Regions from separate parts of the Homo sapiens genome. Here region 2 is linked to region 1. A link is a loop called in an ENCODE intact Hi-C map of the cell type or tissue named here. Cell type or tissue: mammary epithelial cell. All regions are shown on one strand. Links, peaks and the distances in the headings refer to the core of each region. The heading gives the core; the rest is flanking DNA. Region 1 holds the start of HOXA5 (homeobox A5). Region 2 overlaps LINC02981 (long intergenic non-protein coding RNA 2981).

Region 1 (8,327 bases), core at 273-8,272:
ACCCGCAAAATTCAATAAAGCAAAAAGGGGAGGAGGAAGGAGGGGACCTGGCGGGGCCTTTGAGGCGGCCCAAGCATTAGTGTCCCTACTCTGGCCTGATCTGCTCGCCACTGAAAGGGCCGTGCCCGCCGCTGGCGTTCGGGAAGAGAGCCGGGCCGGCTAGCTGTGCGCGCCCATTAATCTGCCGGGCGGGCGGCGGGCGGGCGGGCTGGGGGCTGTTTGTAACTTTGCTGCCTCGGTCGCCGCGGTCCCCGGGGAGCGGGCTCCGGCGTTCGCTCCCATTGGCCGCCGCCGCGTCAGCTGGTGCGATTTGCTGCTGTCGCTTTTGGCGTTCGGCCATCCAGAAACAAACCAGTTCGATGACTACTAATAGTTATAGCCAGATGTACTAATACACAACAAATCACAGTCCTGCAGAGGGGCGCGCAAATGAGTTCCTATTTTGTGAATCCCACTTTCCCCGGGAGCCTTCCCAGCGGCCAGGACTCCTTCTTGGGCCAGCTGCCCCTCTACCAGGCTGGCTATGACGCGCTGAGGCCCTTCCCGGCCTCGTACGGGGCGTCGAGTCTCCCGGACAAGACGTACACCTCACCTTGTTTCTACCAACAGTCCAACTCGGTCCTGGCCTGCAACCGGGCGTCCTACGAGTACGGGGCCTCGTGTTTCTATTCTGATAAGGACCTCAGTGGCGCCTCGCCCTCGGGCAGTGGCAAGCAGAGGGGCCCCGGGGACTACCTGCACTTTTCTCCCGAGCAGCAGTACAAACCCGACAGCAGCAGCGGGCAGGGCAAAGCACTCCATGACGAAGGCGCCGACCGGAAGTACACGAGCCCGGTTTACCCTTGGATGCAGCGGATGAACTCCTGCGCGGGTAAGACATATCCCAAGACAGTGGAGGGAGAGGGGAAAGGAGGCAGGAAAAGAAAGAAAGAAGGAGGAAACAGAGTAGAAAGAGGAATAGAGAGAAAGAAAGGATGAAAGAACCAGCAAAGTTTCTTTGGCTTCTTAAAAGAGAAGAAAAAATCAGTTCCCAATGGGGCTATCAGGCCATGGCAGAGGAAGGGCAAGGCCCCAGTGTCCATGTAAGCTGACACCTTAGGGGAGGATGGGGGCACTGGCACGTATATGAGACCTGTGACAGGGACAGCCTGAAGAGAGAGAGAGGCTGGTGGGGAGGGACAGCCTGTCCATGCACCCTGAGTACCCTGCTCAGCTTCCCAAGCCAGAGGGCCTTTTGCACTGCGTCACTGATAAATACCCTTTGCTTCCCAACCCCCTCTCCTTTCTGCCCTTCAGAAACCCGTACAGAGAGGTGGCCATTTGGCCTCTTCCAGTGTCTCCCCAAAGCCTTGGAGGGCCACAGCCCCAGACTCAGGATTTTTTTCTCTCTCCTCCCTCATCTCCCCCGGCTTCTACTCAACTGCCCACTCTTAGCCAACTTCTGCCCTCTTCTGAGCCCATGCCTGAGCTTCATACACCTGTCTTGGAGGGACCCCCCACCACCCTTGGGGAACTTTGGCACCAGATCAGACAGCCCAACACAATCCTACATTGCCAGAAATCCTAGACTACCTATAGCTCCATCTCTTAGCCTCTGGTTTCCAAGGACTCCACAGGGAATCCCAAAGACTCCTAGGAATTCCCTAGGACAGAGCCTAATGCGGATTGTTAAAATTATAATGTTTTCCATTAACATCCACTTTATCCTTGGGGGAGTTCTGCATTTCTCAGAAGGGTCATATAATTTGGGAGAATGTGTAAAGATTCAAGAGGGCTGACCATTTTTAACTCTTCAAAAAATGTGTTGAGTTCCGACATGGCTGGTCACAGTAGCATCCTCAGAGAGACCACTATGAATTCAGAGTGTGTACACTACTTACATGGTTCCACACCACCCACCCCAGACACACACACACACACACACACAAACACACACACACACCCTGCATCCCCACAAAAACACGACCTGGGCATCCCAAATTAAGAATGCTCATTCTGTTATTTTGCTTGTAATGGTTTTCCTATGAGGCAGATTTTTCAAAAACGATAATGTCCACCCCAAGTCGTTATAGGTGGAAAACATCTCGCTTGGTATGAAATAATCTCCCATTCAGTATGCTTTGGGCCCCAGACATAGTGGGAGAGGCTGGAGTGGAGGCGGGGTGGTTTCTAGTCTGGGTGCCTCTTGTGGGAGGCACTGGGCTGACTGGGTCAACCCTCCAGGCCCTGGCTTACCGGCGCCCGGCCGTTTCTGCTCGTAGGTGCTGTGTATGGGAGCCATGGGCGCCGAGGCCGCCAGACCTACACGCGCTACCAGACACTGGAGCTGGAGAAGGAGTTCCACTTCAACCGCTACCTGACACGGCGCCGCCGCATCGAGATCGCCAACGCGCTCTGCCTCACCGAGCGCCAGATCAAGATCTGGTTCCAGAACCGCCGCATGAAGTGGAAAAAGGAAAACAAGCTCATCAATTCCACGCAGCCCAGCGGGGAGGACTCAGAGGCAAAGGCGGGCGAGTAGATGCCTGGGCAGGGACCAGGCCAGCGCTGCAACCTCCTTCGGCTTTGCCCCCTTGCCCTCGCCTGTTCCCCAACTTTTCTCCCCGCCTGCTCCCATCTGGGGGCTTCCGCAGCTTCAGGGGAGCCCGGAGCTTTGCAAGCGTCTGTGCATTTATTTCTTACAAAACAAAACAAAACAAAACAAAACAAAACAAAACAAAACAAAACAAAACCTCACACACAGCCAATACCAGCGGTGGAGCGGGGCGCACTGCACACACCCAGTCCCGCTCCACAAGGATGCCCAAACCGGCTCCGGAGTTCTGGGGTGCGCCCTGAATGCGTCTGGGGCTCCTGTGCTAGTGTCTCTGAGCTCCCCGACCTCGGGACGCGGGGCTGCTGGGGAGGAAAGAGCCCTGGGCCGAGCCCCGTTTCGTGTCTGGGCGTCTCTGCCTAAGTCCCTCGCCAGTAAGTCCCGAAGGGCATCATCAAATCATCTCTGGCCAGTGGAAAGAGGGGGTCTAAGAGCTGGAGCCCGGCCTTGTCGCGGCCTCCCAAGCCGCCTCCCAGAACAGGAAGGAAGCTCGAGGAACAAAGGGGGCCCCAACAGAGCCCAGTCTCTCGGTCCCGCGTGTGCAACCGTCAGTGGAAGAGAAGCAGCCTCAGCCGAGGCGAGTTAACCTGGGCGCGGGTGGAACATTACAGCCCGGGGTAGGCTCCCGGCTCCGGATTCCCGCTCCCAGCCTCCGATAGCGCCCGCGTCGCCGCCACAGCAGCGTTCAGGACCCAACGAGGGGCCCAGGGCCATGGGAGCCGCCAGAGTCCTGGCTTCCAGACGTGCCAGGGGCGCCTGCAACGCCGGGCCTCCAGCGGGGAGACTCCACTTGCCTCTCAGCTATATTTGTGATTTACTTGAGTCTTTCGGAGCCGTGGAAAATAACTACAGAGATACTAGGCACTGCCAAGGAATGCTTCCATTATCGCCCTCATTTTACTCCTGGAGGTCTAAGCAAGACCCCAGTAACCCGCCCCACGGATCCCCAGACCCCAGGCAGCCTCTGTGGCTGCAGGGAGCCTGGGCCCACTCGCTGGGTTCAAGGAGAACCCTCCGACTTGGGGCCCGGCTGGCTCGAGGAACCGGACCCTGTGATGAAGATTTTCCAGGCTGGATACGTAAGCAAATCAAATCGCAAACTAATGACACGAAAACCATATTCACACGAAAGAAAAATCGACTACGGTTATAAAAGTGTATGGAATTTGACCTCGCCTTGGAGAAACACTACACAAAAGCTATCTTTAATAGACGCCTGTCATTTAAGAGCGGCAGGGACACTGTCCCTCATGCGCTCGCAAAAACAGAGCCGTAATTGTAGCTGCTGCTGCTGCGGGCAGGATTTATTTCTCCAATTGGCTAAATGGCTTTCCCCCTTCCCCGAAGGTGATATCTGTATTTTCAAAATTCAGAGCTGCTGGCAGGACGGTCAGTACCGACCCCAACCTCGACACAAAAATAAGAGGGGCTGCAAAACGGGGGAAATAAAGTTGTTGTAAATAAAATGCAAGTCACCACCTCCCCCCAATCCTCTGCATCCTCGCCGGGCGCGCGATCGGCAGCTGACGGCCTAACAATTGGTACATCCTAATGGAACTGCGAGGGAAATGCAATAATTTTGCCATAATGGGCTGTAACCTCAATTCGACCCCGGCCCTTGCAGCCCCCGGTCGGAAGCTGGGCGATGAGCCCTGCCTCCAGCGGGTGGCGCTCGAGTCCGGCTGAACGGCGGCAACTGGCGGCGGGCACGCGCCCGGGGCGCGCGCGCCACCCCCCTCGCCTCCACCCAACTCCCCTATTAGTGCACGAGTTTACCTCTAGAGGTCATCAGGCAGGATTTACGACTGGACAACAAAAGCACGTGATTCGAAGTCGTACCCCATATTTGGGTGCCTACGTAGGAGGGAACCAAGTACATGTCCCAGTCATTTCCATAATTCATCATAAATTGTGCAAGGGTGCTATAGACGCACAAACGACCGCGAGCCACAAATCAAGCACACATATCAAAAAACAAATGAGCTCTTATTTTGTAAACTCATTTTGCGGTCGCTATCCAAATGGCCCGGACTACCAGTTGCATAATTATGGAGATCATAGTTCCGTGAGCGAGCAATTCAGGGACTCGGCGAGCATGCACTCCGGCAGGTACGGCTACGGCTACAATGGCATGGATCTCAGCGTCGGCCGCTCGGGCTCCGGCCACTTTGGCTCCGGAGAGCGCGCCCGCAGCTACGCTGCCAGCGCCAGCGCGGCGCCCGCCGAGCCCAGGTACAGCCAGCCGGCCACGTCCACGCACTCTCCTCAGCCCGATCCGCTGCCCTGCTCCGCCGTGGCCCCCTCGCCCGGCAGCGACAGCCACCACGGCGGGAAAAACTCCCTAAGCAACTCCAGCGGCGCCTCGGCCGACGCCGGCAGCACCCACATCAGCAGCAGAGAGGGGGTTGGCACGGCGTCCGGAGCCGAGGAGGACGCCCCTGCCAGCAGCGAGCAGGCGAGTGCGCAGAGCGAGCCGAGCCCGGCGCCGCCCGCCCAACCCCAGATCTACCCCTGGATGCGCAAGCTGCACATAAGTCATGGTAAAGCCAGCCTTTTTCTAAATCCACGCGACCGCGGGGACGCGGCTCTCGGTCCCCCCTCTCTTCTCTGCCGCCCTCTCCCAGTCTCTCTTGGTCTCATTTCTCCCAGCCCTGCGGAGCTCTCCTTGCCGTTCTCCCTCCCCTGCCTTCCTCCTTCCTCCTCTTCTTTGCGAGCACCCTGCGCTCACAAATAGTGGGGGAAATGGGCGTTCTCTGGGACAGTTTAGACGTTGGAAGGGGGAGGAAGCAAAAAACCCCTCTGGAACCCCACGCCTTGGGACGCGCTCCCGGGTCAGGCCAGCCGAGCAAGGCGCAGAGAGGTAGAGGATGGCTGTAGCAGCCGTGAATCGGGCTTGTCACGGCGGATAATTTATGAGGAGGGCTACGCTGGGGAAACAGCGTTACTAATTACAGCCCCCGAAAAGGGGCTTGGGGGAAAGAATCGAGGCGAGAGCCTGCAGGATTCTGAATTTTGGGGGCAGGAGGGAGAGAGAAGGAAAGGGAAGAAAAAGAAAACAGGCTCCCCAACCCTGCAGGCTGGAAACGGGAGGCGGCTCTCGGGGCTGGAACTTTGAGGGAGGGTGACCCGAAGGCCACTTGGGCGCTCAGGAAAGGGCCTTGCTTCCTGGGTTTCTGTGCGGTGGGCAGCCTGGGAGGGCTGTGCCTCCCGATCGGGGCGCCCGGGGCAGGGCGGAGGGGGCAGGAGAGGGGCCAGGGAAAGCCGGAGTCCGCCGGGACACGGCCCCAGCCTCAGATGGGCAGATTGTTCCCAGGGTCCAAATCGTATTGTTTTCTTTCTAGAAAGGAAGAGAGAAGGAAATTCGGGAGGGGTGTGCGGGCTGGTAGGCAGAACTTGTTGAGCTTTTCGCCTGGGTTCCCTGCTCATGACCCAAGCTTGTCCCCCTGGCGGACTTTGGAAGACAGGAGTTGGTGGCTAAACCGCTGACTTTTCTATTGCAGACAACATAGGCGGCCCGGAAGGCAAAAGGGCCCGGACGGCCTACACGCGCTACCAGACCCTGGAGCTGGAGAAGGAGTTCCACTTCAACCGTTACCTGACCCGCAGAAGGAGGATTGAAATAGCACATGCTCTTTGCCTCTCCGAGAGACAAATTAAAATCTGGTTCCAAAACCGGAGAATGAAGTGGAAAAAAGATAATAAGCTGAAAAGCATGAGCATGGCCGCGGCAGGAGGGGCCTTCCGTCCCTGAGTATCTGAGCGTTTAAAGTACTGAGCAGTATTAGCGGATCCCGCGTAGTGTCAGTACTAAGGTGACTTTCTGAAACTCCCTTGTGTTCCTTCTGTGAAGAAGCCCTGTTCTCGTTGCCCTAATTCATCTTTTAATCATGAGCCTGTTTATTGCCATTATAGCGCCTGTATAAGTAGATCTGCTTTCTGTTCATCTCTTTGTCCTGAATGGCTTTGTCTTGAAAAAAAATAGATGTTTTAACTTATTTATATGAAGCAAGCTGTGTTACTTGAAGTAACTATAACAAAAAAAGAAAAGAGAAAAAAAAACACACAAAAAGTCCCCCTTCAATCTCGTTTAGTGCCAATGTTGTGTGTTGCACTCAAGTTGTTTAACTGTGCATGTGCGTGGAAGTGTTCCTGTCTCAATAGCTCCAAGCTGTTAAAGATATTTTTATTCAAACTACCTATATTCCTTGTGTAATTAATGCTGTTGTAGAGGTGACTTGATGAGACACAACTTGTTCGACGTGTAGTGACTAGTGACTCTGTGATGAAAACTGTGACTCCAAGCGGTGTGTCCCTGCGTGCCTTTATAGGACCCTTTGCACGAACTCTGGAAGTGGCTCTTATAAGCGCAGCTTCAGTGATGTATGTTTTTGTGAACAAAGTTACAAATATTGTCCAAGTCTGGCTGTTTTAAGCAAACTGTGATCAGCTTTTTTTTTTTTTTTTTTTTTTTTGTATTTGTTTTTAAGGAAAAAATACTGACTGGAACAAAAAATAAACTTTCTATTGTAAGTTCTCTTGGTCTGGTTTGTGCCAAATAGTGAGCGGCTCTGTCTGCTTTTCTGTCTGTCTGTGCAGTCTTGGAAGCTGTTGGGTCTGAGGCTACCTGAGCAGATGACCTGTGCAGGGAGACCTCATACCAACACTGTCCCATCGCTTCCCTACCTCTGACCCATTGCAAAGTTCAGGGCAGAAGGTGGAAAAAGCTGTAGGCTGTTCCAAAGCCCCAGAACACCCTGTCCATCTCTGAGGAAACCAAGTTAACTTGCTGGGTACAAAAAAGAGAGAAAGAGCAAGAAAAAAGGAGAAAAAACCCAGGGCTTTGTTAGCCGCCCTCAGGCCACACAGATCCTGCCTCTTTCCTAAGGCTGTCCTAGGCCTCCACTTGCTGAAGACGCTGCTATGTCTGTCTGTGGACCCCAAACCCTCTGCCCTTAACCCATCCCAGCACCCCTTCCCCACTCTTCACCCGGGACCCAGTTGGCTTCTTTTGCTACAATTAATTTGCTACAAATTGAAGGTACTTACCCCATCCTAGCTCGATTGGGAAACTCCTCAGAGCAGCTAAAGCGCAACTAGAGATTTGCACATTTACCGACTGCTTACACTGATGCCGTCTTTCCTTTTAAAAGTTATAAAACAGTAAACTTTATAAGCCCCAGTTCCGGCTATATGACATTTGGGTGCCAAATGAATAGGGTTTTGTCTATGAATTAGATCGTAAAATCATCCATAGCACAGACAGATCGGCTCACTGGCTATAAAACGTCACGTGGGGCCATTAAAGTAAGTTTTATGGTTTTGGGGAGTTGACATCCAACATTATATACCACATAACATATAATCTCACTAACGCTGGACTCCATTTGACTCTTTTGCAGGCTACGTGTGCCGCCTGGCCATTCAAACTGTCAATTTTAGGTCCAGAAGTGTCCAAACCACAAGTTCTCAAAACTCTCTGAAAAATGGCTCCCTCCGAGTTAAGGTAAGCTCGCCTCCTGAGCGCTTTCAAGTTTATTTGTACTTTGGAAACTTTCTCTCTCTCTCTCTCTCTCTCTCTCTCTCTGGTTCAATAACTCAGGCTGCCTCTGAATTCGAAAAGGCAGAGCAAACTTTCCCTCTGCCCAAAAGAGCAGCGCCAGGAGCCAACTCTGCGGAGGCAGCAGAGTGAGCAGCGCCTGTGGCCGCGCCGCATCCCCAGGCCTAACTTTAATTG
Region 2 (8,327 bases), core at 34-8,033, 640 kb after region 1:
TGATTTGAGGGCTGCTAGTCATTAAAAGGAAAACATTACTGAGGACTTCCTAACCCTTTCTATCTGCCTAAACAATTTCTTTTTAACTTCTATATCACTATCTCTACCAAAAAAAAAAAAAAAGACAAAAAAAATGAGAGATCCCAACATCCCACCATCCAATAGTTTGGGGATACAAATGCTATTCAGCAAATATCATCTGAGCTTCTACTATATTTACGACATTATGCTAGGGGGTACAAAGGTCAATCAAAAGCACAATCTCATCCTGACACGACCCCACAATTTAGGCACCTTAGAAAGGTCTAACCAATGAAACTCAAAGACATCTGCTTAGAGGCTTTAATTGAAACAGAGGAAGCAGACGAGACTATTGGAAGAAAGACTATACAAAATAGGAAATAAGAGAAAAACACCCAGAAGTGAACTTCTGCAGAGACCTAAATCTGTGGGGCAGAGGAAGTGGCAAAGATGTCCTAGAAAAGGAGAAAGGGAAAAGGGTGACAGCACAAAATCCCAGGAAGTACAGGGTGACACAGGAAAGAAACATGTCCATAGTGTCCAGAGCAACAGAGACGATGATCCAGGAGAAAAGGCCGGGGACGCAGCTACAGGGAGGGCGCTGACAGCCCTCAGGCAACAGTGTTGGGAAAAGGCGACCAGCAGCTGGCCCAAGGTCAAGGAGACAGGTAGCTGGTGATAGTACTCTTTTAAAACGTTTACTAATGAAAGGAAGGAGGGGTTGAGGTCGGTAAGGTGATTGGGGAGCAGGCCTAAGGCATGTGTTTTGAAGGAAGGGGCGATCCAAACATGCTTGCAGGTCCCGGAAAGGAGAGCTGGAAGATCCAAGGGGAGCATGCGTTCCTGATAGAGCGAGACTTTAGGGCAGCAGGAGGGACCAAGGGCACAGGGAGATGAACTCACAATGGAAGTAGAGAGATTCTTCAGAGACAGGAGCTCAGAACAGGCAAAGAGCTGGAGATGGAGAAGAGGATGCGAAGGAACTTACAGCGGGTGCCCTTGACTTTGCCATAATTTCAAAAATGATCTCCAAAAGAGTGATTGTCCTGTCACCATCATGTGGGGACTGCCCTAAAACGATCGTCTTCTGAAAGATGCTAAAGGAAATGGGGAAAGAGTCACTATATCCATTTTTCATCAAGCTAATTTTCATCTTTTTCTTTCTCATTGGTTATCTTAAAAATTACATTTGTCGTTGCAGTTGATTTCATTCCTCACCCTTCCCGCCCTTAGGACTGTCTTATAACCTTTACCTTCAGGATTTGCTTCCTATCATTACCATCAGCTCCAGAGCCCGCAGGGGCTGGTTATCCAGTCTGAAGATCACCTGGGTCTTTCTCTTCCTATCCCTGACTCCCTGCACCTTAGCCATTCCACTGCTCAGCCTTCCCTCCACCAGAGATGCGCAGTGGAAGCACAAAAAGCTAAAACTAAAACTAGTCCATTTCATTACTTATTTGGGCATCTACCCAAGTATTTTGAAGCTATTAGCTCAAATGAGCTTGGGGGTCCACAGTTATTTCATTCTCCCTGAACGGAACCACCACCCATGATTACTCCTAGTCAGAAAGACAGAAATGTCTAGGTGAGAAAAGAAGACATGCCGAGTGCCAGTCCCACTGGCAGAGGTCTAAATGAATATACCTCTTGCTTTTGACCATCTCCTTGCCCTTTACTCTGCATCTCACTTTCTCATCAGGGATGCCTAATTTGAAATTCCAGATGCAGCATTTTCAGGTTGGAAGCACTAAGCGTTGGTGTTGCCAATATTAACGGATCAGTGGTTCTTGCGGTCCCTGAAATGTGATTCTCAGAGTATTCATTGGCATTATGGTTAGGACAGCCTCTGATGCTTCAGATTCTCCCTGTCTCATTGACAGTGGAGCACAGGACATGATCTAATGGTGCCTGTTTTCTGTGACTTCTCACTCAACTTTGAGAGGTGTGTATTTTTAAAAGGTTCCAATAGGTTGTGATATTGTACTATAGGTTTGTGAGATGTTACCACTGGGGGAAGGTGAGTAAAAAGTATACGGGATATCTCTGTATTATTTCTTACAACTCTATATACATTTATAAGTACCTCAAAATAAAAAGTGTAATTTTAAAAGTCTCCTGGCGAAGGTAGAAATGAAGTGTTATTGTTCTCAATGCGTATAGAACTTCTATTTGGAACGATGAAAACATTCTGGAGAGCTGTTGTACAATAATGTGAATATACTTAACACTGCTGAACTACACTCAAAAACGGCTGAGATGATCAATTTTATGCTATGTGTTTTTTATTACAGTTAAAATTTTTAAAAATATATTTTTAAGGCTTCAAGGTCTTGCTATGAGAAGAACAACTAAACCTAACAATGATTTTTCATATACTCAACACAGCCACTAAAATGGCTACAATTTAAAAGACTGACCACACCAAATGTTGGCAAGGATGTGAAGGAAGTGGAACTCCCATATGCTGCTGGTGAGATATACAACCACTGTGGAAAACAGCTTGGCAATTTCTTATAAAATTATACATACACTTACAATATGATCCAGAAATTCCACTTGCAGGTATTTATTCAGGAGAAATGAAAACATATGTCTGCAAATAAGACTTGAACTTGGCACCTTTATTCAAAACAGCCCCAAACTGGAAATAGCCCAAATGTTCAACTGGTCAATGGATAAACAAATGATGATATATACAATGAAATACCACAGTGCGATACAATGCTAAAAACTACTGATAAATACAACATGAATGAATTTCGAAAACATTATGCTAAGTGAAAAAAATTTAGACATAGGAGCATATATTGTGCAATTCCATGTATTTGAAATCTGAACACAGACAACACTCGTCTATATGACGGGGAGCAGACCTGTGGTTGCCTGGGGCATGGGGAATCAAGAGTGGGGACTGACTACAAAAATCACAAAGGAACTTTTTGGGTTGATAGAAATATTTGATATCCTGATTGCGATAGTGATGGTTACTTAGGTGTATGTGTCTGTATATGCATTAGTCTGTTTTCATACTGCTATAAAGAACTGTCCGAGACTGGGTAATTTATAAAGGAAAGAGGTTTAATTGACTCACAGTTCCGCAGGACTGGGGAGGCCTCAGGAAACTTTCAATCGTGTAAGAAAGCGAAGGGGAAGCAAGACCCCTTCTTCACATGGTGGCAGGAAGGAAAATTAACGCAGGAAGAACTAGTAAACACATAAACCATCAGATCTCGTGAGAACTCACTCACTATCACGAGAACAACATCGGGGAAACTGCCCCCATGATTCAATTACTTCCACCTGGTCTCTCTCTTGACACGTGGGGATTATGATGATTATGGGGATTATAATTCAAGATGAGATTTTGGGTGGGGACACAGCCAAGCCATATCAGTATGTTTTATTTTTTTTTAATTATACCTCAGTCAAATTGATTGAGAAGAAAGAGAAGTCTCCAAGAGTCTCTAACCGATCAGAAAAATAAAATAAAGCCTAGCTAAGATTTTTTTATTCTCAATAGTTTAACTTCTTAAATGCATCTTCAAAAATTATCAGGTACCTGAGTCAACAGACTGTCTTAGATCTGCCAGTAGAGGGAACTCTTTCTCAAATCTCAAGGGGCCCAGAATAGCCAAAACATCCAGAAAAATGAAGAACAAAGTTGAAGGTCTCACACTTCCTGATTTCAAAACTTGCTATAAAGCTACCGTAATCAAAACAGAGTGGTCCTGGCATAAAGACAGACTCATAGACCAATGAAATCAGAAATAAACCTTAATATATAGGGTCAAATGATTTTCAACTAGGATGCCAAGACCACTCAATGGAGAAAAGACAGTCTTTTTTTCAATAAATAGTGCTGGGAAAACTGGATATCCACATGCAAAAGGATGAAGTTGTACCATTACCTTACATCATAAACAAAAATTAACTCAAAGTCATCAATGACCTAAACATAAGAGCTAAAACTATAAAACTCTTAGAAGAAAGGGGCAAAATTTCATGACATTGAATTTTGCAATGATTTCTTGGAATTAACACCAAAACACAGGCAATACAAGAAAAAATAGGTAAACTAGACTTCATCAAAATTAAAATATTTTGTGCATGAAAGGACATAGTCAAGGCAACACACAGAATAGGAAAAAAAATCAAATTATCTATTTGGTAAAGGATTAATATCCAGAATAAAGAACTCCCACAACCCAGCAACAACCTCCATTTAAAAATGGGCAAAGAACAATGGTTCCCAGAGGCTAAGGGGAAGCGGGAATGAGGAGTTATTGTTTAATGAGTAGAGTTTCAGTTTGGGATGACGAAGAAGGCTGGAGGTGGATGGTGTTGATGGTTGCATGACAGTGTGAATGTATTCAATGCCACAATGTATTCAACGCCACTTACACTTAAAAATAGTAAAATAGTAAATTTTATGTTACATATATTTTACCACAGTAAAAAACCTAAAAAAAATAAAATTAATTAGAAACATGAAACAGAGTACTTATTATGTGCCACTTTTCACATATTACTTGAGTTGATCCTCTCAACAATCCTATGAAGCAGTCACTTTTATCATCATCCCCATTTTATGGATGAGAAATGGAGGCTCAGAGAGGTCAAGTGCTTTGCCTTTGGAAATGAAGACAACGAGTGGTAGAGCCCAGAAAGTCAGGCTCCGGGCTCAGTCCCTGTAACCTGTACCCCACACATCTTCCTTGCTGGCTAGCAGATGATGAACATGACCTGTGTTTGGGTGGGGTGAGGCAAATCAAGGAGAGGCTGGGACCAGGCCTCCTCCCAGCCACTGGCCTTAATTGCAGGCTTTTGACTCAGCACTTATGCCGAACAGATCAGGTGTGCCCTGTGCCAGGGCCTTCTGACTTTTACTGCTGGTGGCAGAGCATGTGAAAGAGGTGTAGCCCCAGACACCTTCACTGTCAACACAAAGGGACTCATGGTCGGCCTCCCTAATGGGAAGGAAGAGGTTTCTTTAAACATTCTCCAAGAAAAGGCCTGAGGGATCATGTGCCCTTCCAAGATGTCTGGTGATTACCTGATCCCTCATTCAGCTACAAATCCATTGAAGTTTAAAGAAAAATGTAATAAGTAATTCTGTAGGGTGAATCATTCACTAAAATACCTGCACAATCTGGATTTGGGGAAAATTCTTGGATTGGAGATTTGAAAATGTTAATGTTTTACCAATGTGTATGGTGGTTTTCCATATATTATTTATTATTAGTATCCTGGTTTTTGATATAATAGTATATTGAATTAATCAGTATTAATTCACAGTATTATGCCTTTAATATATTAATATATTTTTATTTTCTGTAATCTTTCTCTCTTTCTGGCTGTAAAAGAGAATAGTGTCAACACAAGGGCTCTATATTATTAATTTTTTTTTTTTTGAGATGAAGTCTGGTTCTGTCACCTAGGCTGGAGTGCAGTGGCATGATCTGGGCTCAAAGCAACCTCCACCTCTCAGGTTCAAGTGATTCTCTTGCCTCAGCCTCCCGAGCAGCTGGGATTACAGGCACCCACCACCATGCCTGGCTAATTTTTTGTATTTTTAGTAGAGATGGGGTTTCACCATGTTTGTCAGGGCGTTCTCAAACTCCTGACCTCAAGGGATCCACCCGCCTTGGCCTCTCAAAGTGCTGGGATTACAGGTGTGAGCCACTGTGCCCAGTATTATTAATATTTATTGAGAGCTTACTACATGCAAGCTCTTTACATGTATTAGTTCATTCTCACACCACCATTTTTACCTAACCTCTATGTGTTTATGAGAAAACACATAGAGCCTAAATAACCTATCCAATATCAAGCAGCAAGTATGGGGACAGCTGAGGGTCCCACCCTGCTGTCTGGTCCAGATCCTTGCTGTAAGCCAGCCTCATGACCTCAGGACATCCCCTCTTCACTCTTTGGGGCCCCTTTTCCTTATCTGTGAAATGAGAGAATTGGATCAGACATGTAAGATTTTCTTCCAGCTCAAATATGTCTATTTCCTTATTTCTGCACGCAAATGATCCTCCACCAGGCCCTCCCAGGTGTATCCACCAGCACTCCCCTGCTGGATTCTGGGTGCCATCCACGCCATGGACCTGGGAAAGAGAGTTGGGCCTGGCTGAAACTGACCGTGCCCCAGAGCAGGGGCCTGAATTGCAGGCCTTTGACTCAGCACTCGCTTACGCCGGACAGATCACGTGTCCTGGTGCTAGGTCCTTCTCCCGACTTTTACTGCTGGTGGCAGAGCACTTGAAAGAGTGCTATCATTCTTTTGTCTGCCCCAAACAGCCTTTACTCTTCAACTGCACTCACCCCTCTACCTACCTAAATATTTCAACTGTCTTAACAAAATCTACCCACCCTCTGAAATGACCCAATTAAAGAAAGCAACGGATAAAATACTCAAGTTGATATTCTCATTACACTTCCCTCTTTCATCTCCTGGAATCACAGAATTTCTTCTCACTTGTGAATTTCCTAACAAGTCTAGGCAGTGGTGTGCTGGTAAATGTTTAACACTTAGTTCCCGGGAAAAAAGAAAGCTCTCTAATATGAATCATTTTCTCAGTTATTTAGTTTAAATATTCCCACCATGGCTGATGTCAAGCTACCAAGGCAAAGTCACTGAACACAAAGTTGAAAAGAGACGCAAGTAGGAGCTGGTGCCAGCATACCACTGAGTCTGTTTCATAGAATTACGTCCTCTGAAAGCCTATAGCCTAAAGCATTGCTCATTCATTTGTTCTTTAATTCATTCAATGAACTTCTTAAAAATAATAGGAATTGAACTGATACTTATTAAAATAGTTATTACAAATCAAAAGCCCTATTGGGCTTATTAGAAAGCATTATTTTTCCAGTACTTCCCCCAGAGGTTCCTTAGAACAAGAGAGGTGGAAGGGTGGTTCTTCTACTTTCAAATAATTGACTTACCCAAATTAGATGAGATTATTTTCTTCTCTTGGATTAGCAATTCTCATTAACATCCTAAACATTGGGGAAGGTGACATCAGAATATTCTGCTTTGACTGATATAAAGTCCAACCTGCTTTATTGTTGAAAGTTTACAAACCCAATGCAAAAAAACAGTCACTTCTGGAAAATGCTTACCTAGACATATGCTTGCTATAATTCTTTTTCTCTACATTGTTATATTCAAGATAGATGTGGTATGTGAAGAGTATGAACTCTGGAGCCTGAATGCCTGGATTCTAATCACAGTTCCACCACTTAGTAGCTATGTGATCTTGGGCAAATTACTTAACCTCTCCATGTTTCAGTTTTCTCACTATAAAACAGGATTCATAATAACAGTAGTAGCTGTTGTGAGAGCTGAGTAAATATACATACATATATTTGTATGTTTGTATATAGCATATAGAAAATTCCATGTAACTGTTAGCAGTTATGTGTCATCAGACATGATCAGCGTTTCTCAAATGTTGTCTAGGCATCTTTCTAACAAGACGGTGCAGTCCTTGAAGTCTTTCTGCAGTCCCTCCACAGTGCCTAGCGTATAGCATGACTTTAGTAAATTCCTATTGAATAAATAAAGTAATTAATTTATTAAATGCAACTGATCAATGCAAAACATCCTTGCCACAAAATATCCTTGCCACAAAAAATAAACCATCTGCTCTGTTATCAGGATCTTAGGCACACTTTATGTCTCCATAACCCCTCCAAATGTAGGGAAGGTGATCAAGAATAAGGGCATGGCTGGGCACAGCGGCTCACGCCTGTAATCCCAGCACTTTGGGAGGCTGAGATGGGTGGATCTCTTGAAGCCAGGAGTTCAACACCAGCCTGGTCAACATGGTGAAACCCCATCTCTACCAAAAAATACAAAAATTAGCCAGGCATGGTGGTGCACGCCTGTGGTCCCACTACTCGGGAGGCTGAGGAACAAAAATCTCTTGAACCCGGGAGGCAGAGATCATGCCATTGTATTCCAGCCTGGGTGACAGAGTGAGACCCTGTCTCAAAAAAAAAAAAAAAAAAAGAAAGAAAGAAAGAAAAAGAATAAGGGCATGGAGTAATTTTCAGAGCTGTTAACATGTATTTATGTTCAAGAATGTTTATTTTATATAAGCAAGAAAAAATGAAAGCAACCTAAATGTTCATCAACAAGGAAAAGGTAATAAATTTTGATGTAACCATTAGATATTTATGTTTTCAGGAAGTATTTATTAACATGAAAAAAGTCCTAATTGTAATAAGTGAAAAAGCAGCATTTAGAGTTGTATAAACAATATAATACCAGTGTCCATTCTTTAAAAATGTGTTTGCAT

What was found. A loop is a pair of places that touch in the nucleus more often than their neighbours do. Peaks named below come from ENCODE experiments on the same cell type or tissue, not always from the same donor. Only the 100,000 strongest peaks of a DNase experiment are listed, where the experiment ranks them.
Region 2: a loop joins it to region 1, with 6 times the contacts of the local background. A loop is called at or near these places in 4 of 110 quality-filtered maps.

Annotation. Positions count from the first base shown.
Region 1 is chr7:27,139,852-27,148,178 of GRCh38, reverse strand. HOXA3 (homeobox A3) reads left to right here. Exons shown (of 6, transcript NM_153631.3): 2 at 7,993-8,096. HOXA5 (homeobox A5) reads left to right here and starts at 4,498. Exons shown (of 2, transcript NM_019102.4): 1 at 4,498-5,133; 2 at 6,094-7,127. The coding sequence starts at 4,572. The coding sequence ends at 6,344. It overlaps HOXA6 (homeobox A6), which reads left to right and starts at 405. Exons shown (of 2, transcript NM_024014.4): 1 at 405-871; 2 at 2,262-2,783. The coding sequence starts at 430. The coding sequence ends at 2,521. HOXA-AS3 (HOXA cluster antisense RNA 3) reads right to left here and starts at 7,815. Exons shown (of 3, transcript NR_038832.1): 1 at 7,640-7,815. RefSeq lists an enhancer at 8,091-8,327. In mammary epithelial cell, for the core only: CTCF peaks have their summits at 4,247 (motif pointing right) and 6,044; DNase peaks (open chromatin) are centred at 348, 4,428, 6,828, 8,178 and 9 weaker places; H3K4me3 peaks cover 6,900 bases; H3K27ac peaks cover 7,052 bases.
Region 2 is chr7:26,496,243-26,504,569 of GRCh38, reverse strand. All of the region lies in intron 4 of LINC02981 (long intergenic non-protein coding RNA 2981), which reads right to left. Among named protein-coding and RNA genes, the nearest start is that of KIAA0087, 38 kb to the left of the region's middle. In mammary epithelial cell, for the core only: a CTCF peak has its summit at 3,622 (motif pointing right); no DNase peak of the experiment used is centred there.